2 separate regions of the Homo sapiens genome follow, and region 1 is linked to region 2. Evidence: chromatin loops called from intact Hi-C (ENCODE). Cell type or tissue: dorsolateral prefrontal cortex. All regions are shown on one strand. Each heading gives the region's core, and the rest is flanking DNA. Links, peaks and the distances in the headings are about the cores only.

The links. Peaks named below come from ENCODE experiments on the same cell type or tissue, not always from the same donor. Only the 100,000 strongest peaks of a DNase experiment are listed, where the experiment ranks them.
Region 1: it touches region 2 in a loop (9-fold over the local background); 35 of 110 quality-filtered maps call a loop at or near these places.

The regions. Positions count from the first base shown.
Region 1 is chr17:69,524,720-69,527,219 of GRCh38, reverse strand. MAP2K6 (mitogen-activated protein kinase kinase 6) reads right to left here. Exons shown (of 12, transcript NM_002758.4): 9 at 2,242-2,319; 10 at 511-650. Among named protein-coding and RNA genes, the nearest start is that of MAP2K6-AS1, 40 kb to the right of the region's middle. In dorsolateral prefrontal cortex, for the core only: CTCF peaks have their summits at 845 and 1,044 (motif pointing left); a DNase peak (open chromatin) is centred at 1,059; H3K27ac peaks cover 212 bases.
Region 2 is chr17:70,618,777-70,626,800 of GRCh38, reverse strand. No RefSeq gene overlaps it. Among named protein-coding and RNA genes, the nearest start is that of KCNJ2, 450 kb to the right of the region's middle. In dorsolateral prefrontal cortex, for the core only: CTCF peaks have their summits at 4,003 and 4,202 (motif pointing right); DNase peaks (open chromatin) are centred at 4,220 and 5,060; H3K4me3 peaks cover 1,068 bases; H3K27ac peaks cover 1,963 bases.

The DNA of each region.
Region 1 (2,500 bases), core at 1-2,500, 1.1 Mb after region 2:
CTTCCTATCCCCAGGCCTCTAGTGGGTCCTATCAGCTTTCTCTTTATGCTTTAATCAACATCAAATTGCTTAAAGCTCACATAAAGGAGTTTCTTGCTTTCGTGACATTGTGAATGATGTTCCTTCTGTTTGGAATATGTTTCCTTTCCTATTTCCCTTTTGTCTGGAAAATTCCTCTCGTGATCGCAGCTCCAGATTTATCTCCTCCAGAAAAGCCTATCCTGAGGTCTTCCCTCTGAGTTCCTTAAATCGCCTATGCCCCTATCTCTATCACTGGACTTGCCACATTATACTATAATTATTCATTTATGAGACTTCTCTACTTGACTTTGGGCTCAGTGAGGGCAGGGAGTGTGATACGGTCATCTTTGCTTCTCCAGCAGAGAGGGCATACTCCACAAATGCTTTCGGAATGAATGTATGCATGATGGATTCAACCCCGATGGAAGAAATTCATGAGAACTCATCTTCTTCTTTCACACTGACACTTGGGAGGTGAGGCTGTCTTACCACTGTGAGGTAAAGTCAACAAACTCTGCAGAGAACTTGTCTGCTGGGAGTTGTGGCGATGGCTCCTCTACCACCTGTTTGAGCTGCTGAAATGGAGTTCCCCATGAATCATAGGGAAATCGAAGGATGGCCAACTCAATCTGGAGAAAAGAAGAAAAAAGGAGACAACAGTTTCAACAGGGCTGCTTTAGGGAATCACCCACGTTTCATTTGTGGATAGACAGCAGGAAACACAAGGCAAAGTTCAAGTATAAGTCCAGGGGTAGGGGGGCAGGAAATAAACTAATAATTTGTTCTCTAGCAATTTTCCCCAAATTCCTAGTGCTAGGGATTTTTAAATATTACTTACTAGACACAGCCACTTAAGCCTATCTAAAATGGGGACCCTCACTAAAACCCACTGTGGCACTTCATAAAAATTGTAAGCCAACCGTATTAAACTTCAGGATGTAAAGCTACGAGGATTTCAAACGTTTGGTCTGACAAGTAATTCCCAGCCTAAGATCTTTCCAGAGCCGAGCATCTACTGCCACCTTCAGGTCCCTTGGTGAAATGACAGGGAGAAAAAGCAACCTAGAACCAAATGACAGATCTTTTTTTGGACTTGAGAAAAGGCCACTTTGCATTACAGGATCATGTGCTTTCTGGGCAGGCAGGAGAAATAACTCATGGGATTTATTCAGCTGCTGTGCCTGGGGAGGAGCCAGGACCACAGTGGATAATTCCAGACCTTGGTGATCCACTGAAAATGTATGACCACCAAAGTTATGAAATTTACAATCACCAAAGTTATGAATAAGTTATGAATAAATCATATAACTTTAGGGCTGTGTCTAAGGAAATCATCCTATTGGTTATCATGTATTGAGGATATACCTGACTGATACGGTTGGGCTGTGTCCCCACCCAAATCTCATCTTGAATTGTAGCTCCCATAATTCCTACATGTTGTGGGAGGGACCCAGTGGGAAACAATTGAATCATGGGGGTGGTTCCCCCATACTGTTCTATGGTTCTCATGGTAGTGAAAAAGTCTCACGAGATCTGATGGTTTTATGAAGCATCTCCCTTTTCACTTGGCTGTCTCATCTCATTCTCTCTTGTCTGCCGCCATATAAGATGTGCCTTTCACCTTCCGCCATGATCGTGAGGCCTCCCCAGCTGCATGGAACTGTGAGTCCATTAAACCTCTTTTTCTTTTAAATTACTCAGTCTTGGGGATGCTTTTATCAGCAGTGTGAAAACGAACTAATACACTGACCTGATCAGACTTTGACTTCTACTTCTCCAATAAAAATATCCTGGGAAGCATAGTCTATGTCCTGGATAACACGGCCCTATCAGGGTTCACGCACATTAGCATTCTTTGCACAGCTTAAGCTTCTTGCCTTGGCTCGAATAATTTAATTTTAAACTATAAGGAATCTGGTCAGATCCTCTCGTTTTACAGAGGAGGATAGGAAGATAGTCCATGTGACTGTAACAATTACTCAAAAAGGCATACAGCTCGTCAGAGGTGGAATCAAGAGAAAGATTGGTTTCCCCAATCCCATATCAGTGTTTTTATTGTACCACAATACAAACAATTATTACTCAAAATCTCCTACCAGCTCAGCAGGAGAGGGCGCCCCAAACCAGCATTTAGGGCATTTGTTTCTTGAACCCAACGTCCACCTCATTCTAGTTTCATTACCCACAACCTCATAGTTCATGATGATTGGCATACACTACCATCGTGATGCCCAGACTCCAAATGTCAGACTTCACACTGTATCCCTTCTGGTTGAGCTCTGGGTTTATTCTTTCAGGCTGGAAAGAAGACAGACAACTGAGAAACTGGGAAGACAATTGAGATAACGTTCTTAGCTCAATAGTCTCTGGGGATGGGGGTAGCACCAGCTGCCAAGTGAGTTGTTATAAGCTGTTAACATGCCACCAAGGCCAAGAAGACCCGGTTAACTACAACAAATATCAATGCCTCCGTGGGGTT
Region 2 (8,024 bases), core at 2,748-5,247:
ATAAAAGTAACTACTTATTAATAGTAATGAAAACATTGTTTCTGGGAAAACAGCACATCTAATTCGTAGGCAGTTTAGGCTTGAAGGTGAACATGATCTTTGGCAAAAGGATCATTTAGAGAATTCTTCATCATGATTAAAGTAATAAAATTATTAATACAAATAAAATGATTAAACAGTTGATGTTTTTCTCATGAAATAACAGAACAGCTGGGGTTGACCTGGTAAGATTTGAGGCAACGCTGGTCACTAATGACTTTCAGTTTTCGTATTAATAGCCCCAAGAATGATCTGGAAGAAGTAAACTTCTTCCAAATCCATGTTTTCTAATTAAGTCCATTACATACACACACAATAGCTTGTTGACTTGCTTTCCTACTCCAATATTATTCAGAACTGCATGTTCTAAGCTATACCAGTCTTTTTATGCAAAACCATCATTTGGCATTATCCCCATTTGTACTTAAAACTACTAGCCTTGCGAAGACATCTTTCCAAAGGTGAAAACTTAATAATTCACAGAATGACTATAGACACAGTTCTATTCTCATGCTGAATTGTTGGTTCCCACTTTCTCCTCCCTTCCCTTGTCATCTGTTTCTGATTCTAATACAGTCTTCACTAAGATCAGTATATTTTCATGCTCTGAATTTTTGAGTTTCTTGGAATTTCTTTTTTCCTGATCCACAGAGCAATATTTCAGTTAAAGTCTTAATAAGTGTGTGCTTTTTAGTTGACCTCCAAATTTTCTTAATCAAGAAAAGGCAGAGAAATGTTGGGCTTATTTCAAATTATTTTTTTCAGATAATCACTATATATTATGCATAATTTTATATAACTTTGCTAGACACTACAGTAAGAATAGAAACACAACCCTCAGTTCTATCTTGTGTTCTGCATTACTAAAATTAATGGAGGTGTTTTCAATTTAAGAATTTTAAAAATTCTTAAAAAGGATGGGTATTTTCTAGTCGTATCCAAGTACTTTCTAAAAAACAGTAAAGATTGGAACATTTTTCAAGGAGTCTGAGAAGACTAGTTCTCACACTGAGAGGACAGTAAATTTAGCCAGCCTATAGGGAGAAATGAATTGCAGTGTTTTAAGGAACTCATAGTCCTGTAGAACATTCCCTGAAAGCCTTATTTCTGTTTAGAAAAGCTGTATTTCTTACTCTCCATCAGACTTTTTCAGGTATGTTTATCATCATAAAGTCAATCACCAAACAAAGCGATTTTTACTGAAAAGAAGAGAGGCTTTAAAGTGAGACTTAATTGTGAATGCTTTGTCCTCTCATTTGACAATATGGTGCATTGCGGTCTGACTTTCAGCCAAGGAAAACTTAAGGGAAAAATAGAAAGTTATAGAAGCTGCTTTGGCTGGTGGAACAGGGGTGAGTTTCTTGTTTATTTCAGGAGTAACTGTACTTCCCTTCCATGATAGGCCAAGGAATATGTCACTGTTTTTCTAGGACCCAATGCAGACTTTTGTTGCAGAGTGAACTGGACTGGAGCTATTGAAGTCCTGCTCAAAAGGACTATCAGGATGAGGAAAATGGGACTCCAATATATGAGAGGTGATATGTGCTATAAAGTGAGCCTCCCAAGGGCCAGGCTTTCAGAAGGCAAATGTCTGAAGAGGAGGCAGGGCACACACCTAGAATTTGAGTTGGAGGGCCCAAGTTGAATCTCCTCCAGTGAACCCAGGAAAGCACCCATGTTAGACATTGTTCATGCATCATATCAGATCCACTAAACCCCTTTGTTCTCTGATTTTGGCCACAGCTTCAGTGATGGGCCTGTGCATGGACCCCAAATGGCTTCCTGCAGGTGCATCTTGGCACCACCATACATCAAGCCCATCCAGCATTCCTGTGGCCCATCCCTGGGCTTTTCTGTGACATGGCAGAAAATTTTGTGATCACTCTTTTTCATCCTGGAACTCTAAGAGGGCTAATGTCTCATGGGATGAACTCTGGATAAATATGCATAGAAACCAGCAAGCAAAACTTCTCCTTCCTCTGCTGAAGGCCTGATCCTAAAGCTCATGCCACTCAGCTTTCCAGAAGATCCCATAGGAGTGAACATCCAGATATCCTGACATTGACCATCTTGAAACATCCTTATTTTGAACCTGCCTTGTTTCACTACCCCTGTCCCTCACTTTCAGGGTTACAGTTCCCAATAAATTATGCAGGTTCTGCATTGTGAGAACCCAGGTTAAAACAGAATCCTTGAGATTAAGAGAAGTCTGAGTTGGCACAAAACTCACCCCAATAAGAAATTTCTCATCCCCACTCCCATATTTCATGCTCCACACCCCACTTTCTAAGTACTAACCACTCCCATTCAAACTAATAACTGGAGGAAGACTCAAGCAGGAAAGAGGAAGTGCTGTGTCACTGTTGGCAATGGTGTGGCCAATTTCAACAGCCCAGCTAGGGAAGGGAAGAAAATTTAACATTAAGTCAATCCAGACATGTGAATGTTACAGATACCTGCACACTTCAGCTTCCAAGTTGAATCTGAGTTGTCATCTAAAGTAATGGGAGAAACTGTTCAATACCTCCAAGCAGGTAGAAACTCAAGGGCCCGCCCAACTCTCCATCTAGAGTCATGGGAAAGCGACGCCGCTGAATAGATTTTGAAAGGGAGGTTGGGAACGGAACTCAAGTTCCGTGTGTTTATAACTCATTGATCTTGCTTTCTCAACACATAAGTTACTTGACATTGGATGAGTTACTTGCTTTCTTAAGGTTTTAAGTATCCAGCTTTAAAAATGCATTAAACACACCTTGCCTCATTAGAATTGTAATGAATAAGATCATTTAGGTAAGCACGGCAAAGCACCATGAGCATTCGATCACTGTTAGCATCCTTCCCTCCCAAACATTTGCATTCCATTATTCATTGATCTAATAGTAACACTGAAGAATTGTTAGAAAGGTCAGTTTATTAGCTAAAAAAAAAAGTAAATAGAAGTTAATGCTTAGAAATGAGCTGAAGTTGAAAGGCATTTATCTCTGGTTATTAGGCAAATCACTTAATATTTCTCATGTCCAGTTTTGTGGGCTGGCAACCTGTGCTCAGTCCTCAGAAGGGCCCTGTGTCTAGTTTAATGCTCTCATGTTACTGTCTTGAAATTCTTGATAATTTAATCCTTCAACTTGTGTTCTGTAAGTAAAGTCTAATGGGACAATGGTGCCTATGTGTGAGCAGAGGAGATATGCACACTTTGAATGTTCCCTGTAGTTCCGTACTTCCCCATTGTCTTATAGCATTTGCAATGCTGCATGACACAAAATTCTAGTAGACTCACAATGCCTGAGGGTCTAGAAAGACTCAAGAGTACAGGTAAGCATGTACCATTCCCAAGGGAGTGAGCAGGGACTCTGACATCCCTAGAGTCCACATATTCCATTCAAACCTGAAGTTGCTTTCCGGTGGAGAAATAAGACAATGGCCTTCTGGGAAACATAGAGGAACAAGGAACCTATGATAGCCATTCTAACTCCTGTTACTTCCCTCCATGTGCCAGCCAGCCACTTAGGCTGGAAATGAAGACAACATTGGAATATAGGAGTAGCCATGGTCTCTTTACCTTTAAGTCCTTCTTTATTCACTAGTAAACTGAAGATAGAGAGGGTTGATGGGATGTATATGTTTCCGGAAGTAAAATACAAACAGAAGAGGTGGTTTTCTGCAGTGTTTTCACTCTTCTGATAAGAAGGAAATGGGTAGGCGTGTACGACCTACAAAATAGGAAGTGGATAGCATCAGTGACTCCGTGTAACCAACAAAATGCATTTACATTCATATTAAAAGCTGACATTTCACGACATAAAGATGAAAAGGGAAATTAATGCTAATAATTACATTTTAAAATTGTCTTTGCTTAGAATTACACTAAATCAATAACATGGAGCAAATAAAGACACCATGACTATTTCAGAGAATTCATGGAGAGAGAAAAAAGTTTCTGTTAGTACTTTTAATAACATCTTTTTCTGCTTTCTGAAACAGAGGTCCTTATTTTTGTTCTCTACTGGACCCCTGGTGTTTGTTCTCTTATGTATAAAATGAAGTATTTGTACAAGAATGCCTCTTAGGGTCCCCCATTCTATGCGGGGTTTCCACTAGAAAAATTGGCTTCCCCTCTGAATGACCACAACCCGCCGAAAGAAAGCAGCCCCTCTGTTGAGATGGCCAACAGATGGCGCCTTTGTGCTGAGAAAAAGGTACCCCTTCTTCGGGAAGTAGTAGCCTGACTCCTGGGTGCACAGTTTGGTTAGGGGAGCCCAAACTGCATTTTAAGCTTCCATTTGCTTCGTTGGCTGAGTGCCTTTATGCACAGCAAACTGCACAGCATTACATGGCAGTTTGGGTTCCATCCGTTCAAATATTTTCCTCTTACTATTGGCAACTTTGACTTTACCTCTTTAATTTCTACCCCTATTTTATGAATCACGGTTCAAAGAATGGCTGCTATAAACATGTGTTTTGTTTCCGTGCTAAAGAGAGAACAGAGCCAGGTTGAAACGATGCTTCTTGCATTGTCATCTGAGTTTTGGCAATTCTAGCTAGTCCTAGCTAGTCCAAGGGGTAGCTGGATGAAATGTTATTAACTTTTGGGGAAATAGTAGGAATTATATGAAAACATAACCCAGTTGACCTTTATTCTTTGCTGTGGGTGTTCTTTTTTGTTGTTTAGTTCAAAATAAAAATAAAAAAAATACTTCTTTGGAAGTATGTTTGAAACAGAAGGACTCTTTCGATGATAGCAGTTAAATATGTATCAGTGCCTTTCAAGTGGAAGATGAGAAAAAACACTGGGTCTCTTGATTTCATTAAAAATTCACTACGTTCGCTTTCAGGGCAGGTTTGTTGACTAATTAGATGCTCTCGACTCTAAACTATTACCTTCTGCCCTGGTATCTTGCTCTCCCCAGGGAAGTTTAATTTAAGTATATTGCTGGTCTTTGCTTTCCTCCCACACTGTTGTGAAGTGTTGCTATGAGGCAGCTGAACAGCTGCTGTGCCTTTCCCCAGAAGTGGCAGCATTCCAATAGTGGGCAAAGTGAGTTATGTAAAGACAGTTTTTCAGGGTTTCCTAGGAAACTAGTGATGGTGGTCCAGTTTGGATTTGACATGGAAACAAGAAGATTAAGTCTAACTTTGGAGGGGCCGGGGGTGGTGAGGGGCAGAACGCTCTGGAGGCTACTTCCACACTAGTTTGCTGCATTTTTATTTTGAAAGTATATAAGAAATTTGGCTTAGGAGGGCTGCGATAGTCTAAACAATAAAACAGCAGCCCTAGACTGAAGTTCATGACCTCACCCACGTCTTCACAGTGACCTAAACTGACTTAGTCCATTAGAAATGAGGGAGAAATTAAATCCGGCAGGTGTCCCCCACTGAATTAATAAAACCAAGCAAAATAGAGGTTCTAGCTACCATTTGATTATTCAAATATGTAAAATGCCAAACTGGGCTAATTCAGCCCTAATCTTCTTGTAATGAACTCATTCCATTTAACTACAATATAGAGAGAACTAACTTTGTACTTAGTACTGTGTTAGATTTTGAGAGAACAGAGAGATTATAATGAGAATATACCTTGTTAGAGCCCAAAGATTAGTGAAAGAAATAAGAGAAACTGAAACCATACTCTAATATAGTAAACAGCTCAGGAACATATGGGAACCAATCAGGAACTCTTTCTAATGAGGTTTCCCTGATTCTCACTGGATATTTCTGACACGTCGACTATAGCATGACACTTGTTGAATGCTGGAGAAGGCCAGCGCGGTGACTCATGCCTGTAATCCCAACACTTTGGGAGGCCAAGGGGGCAGATCACGAGGTCAGGAGATCGAGACCATCCTGGCTATCACGGTGAAACCCCATCTCTACTAAAAATACAAAATATTAGCTGGATGTGGTGGCGCATGCCTGTAGTCCCAGCTACTCGGGAGGCTGAGGCAGGAGAATCGCTTGAACCCTGGAGGTGGAGGTTGCAGTGAGCCGAGATTGTGCCACTGCACTCCAGCCTGGGCGACAGAGCGAGACTCCATCTCAAAAAAAAAGAAAAAGGCCGGAGAAAAGTCATTTAGAGTTGGTTCTAAAAATAACTATCTACATGATACCAAACAAAAAAAAAATGTCAAACAACCAGTTGCTTTGTTACATTATGCCCAATAATTCATGGTCCAAAATATATTTTGCTGAAGTGGCTCACCACAGATGGAATGGACTGTAAGTTTTGGAAGCACAAACATAACTAATAAGGCAGTCATGACTCTTTAAGAACCTTCTGTCTGAAGAAATGAACACTACCTAGAAACACTGCTGATAAAAAAGAAGGTTCAAAGAACTTCAGAAATGCACAAATATTAAATTTTTACAAAGTTATACGAATTTACAATTTATTGTCATTATCAATATTATATTCCAATTTGCTTCAGAGCACTTCTTATTACACTGAAGAGAAGAATTTATTTTGGCACCTGCCTCCAGTGACTGACAATTTGCTTTTGTAAATAATTCATGTATTCCTTTTTCAATATTTTAATAATTAAAATACAAACAAACCTTTATATATTCTTGTTTGATTTGACTTATTTGTTATTGTTCACTCCAAAAACAAAGAAGTAGACATTTCTAAAACAGAATTACTATTTGGCCCAGCAATCCCATTACTGTGTATGTACCCAAAGGAATATACCATAAAGACACATGCATGCATATGTTCATTGCAGCACTATTTACAATAGCATAGACATGGAATCAACCTAAATGCCCATCAGTGGAAGACTGGATTAAAAAATGTGGTGCATATACACTATAGAAAACTATGCCACCATAAAAAGAAATGAGATAATGTCTTTTGCAGAAACACGGATGGAGCTGGAGGCCATTAGCAAACTAACACAGGAACAGAAAACCAAACACCGAATGTTCTCACTTAAAAGTGGGAGCTAAATGAAGAGAACACATGGATGCAAACAGGCGAACAACAGACACTAGGGCCTACTTGAGGGTGGAGGGTGAGATGAGAGAGACAGAAAATAACCACTGGGTACTAGGTTTAGTACCTGGGTGACAAAATAATCTATACAACAAACCCTCATGACACAAGTTTACCTATATAACAAACCTGCACATGTATGCCTGAACCCAAAATAAAAGTTAAAAATAAATAAGTAGAATTTTTTTTTTTTTTTTTTGTGACTGAGTCTCGCTCTGTCACCCAGGCCAGAGTGCAGTGGCGCGATCTCGGCTCACTGCAAGCTCCGCCTCCCAGGTTCACGCCATTCTCCTGCCTCAGCCTCCCAAGTAGCTGGGACTACAGGCGCCCGCCCCCATGCCCGGCTAATTTTTTTTGTATTTTTAGTAGAGACGGGGTTTCACCGTGTTAGCCAGGATGGTCTCCATCTCCTGATCCTCGTGATCCGCCTCGTGATCCTCAGCCTCCCAAAGGGCTGGGATTACAGGCGTGAGCCACCGCGCCCGGCCCCAGAAATTTCTTTTTAATGGATCTTGAAATAGAAGAATTAGGATTTAGTGGCTTTGATTGATAGATTTAGTAAACATTGTTTTTTTCCTATGATCCTATGTCTTCATTTTTGGCAAAAATAGACGAAAAGTAGTTACCATTTGAATGTATCACGTGAGAGTGTAGTGGGAATCGTATCTCCTTTGTTATTACCAAGAATTGATCAGAGTCATTTGTTTCCTCCTTTGTTATTACCAAGAATTGATCAGAGTCATTTGTTTCCTCCTTTTCTTTTCCTCTTCCTGCTTTCAAAATGCACAATAATTCTTTAGGTGTCGTCTAGGTCTTCACATATAATTTAGCCAGAGTTGAGTAACTCTATGAGGATGTTCTGGCTTTCCCAACAAAGGTCTCCAGAACTCTCTTCTCCATTATATATTTCTTTTGGCAAACGCTCGTGGCCTAAATCCAAAGATTCTAACTATTGCACTTGGGAGATCACATTCTTACAAATTATCCCTTTTCAAAGCAG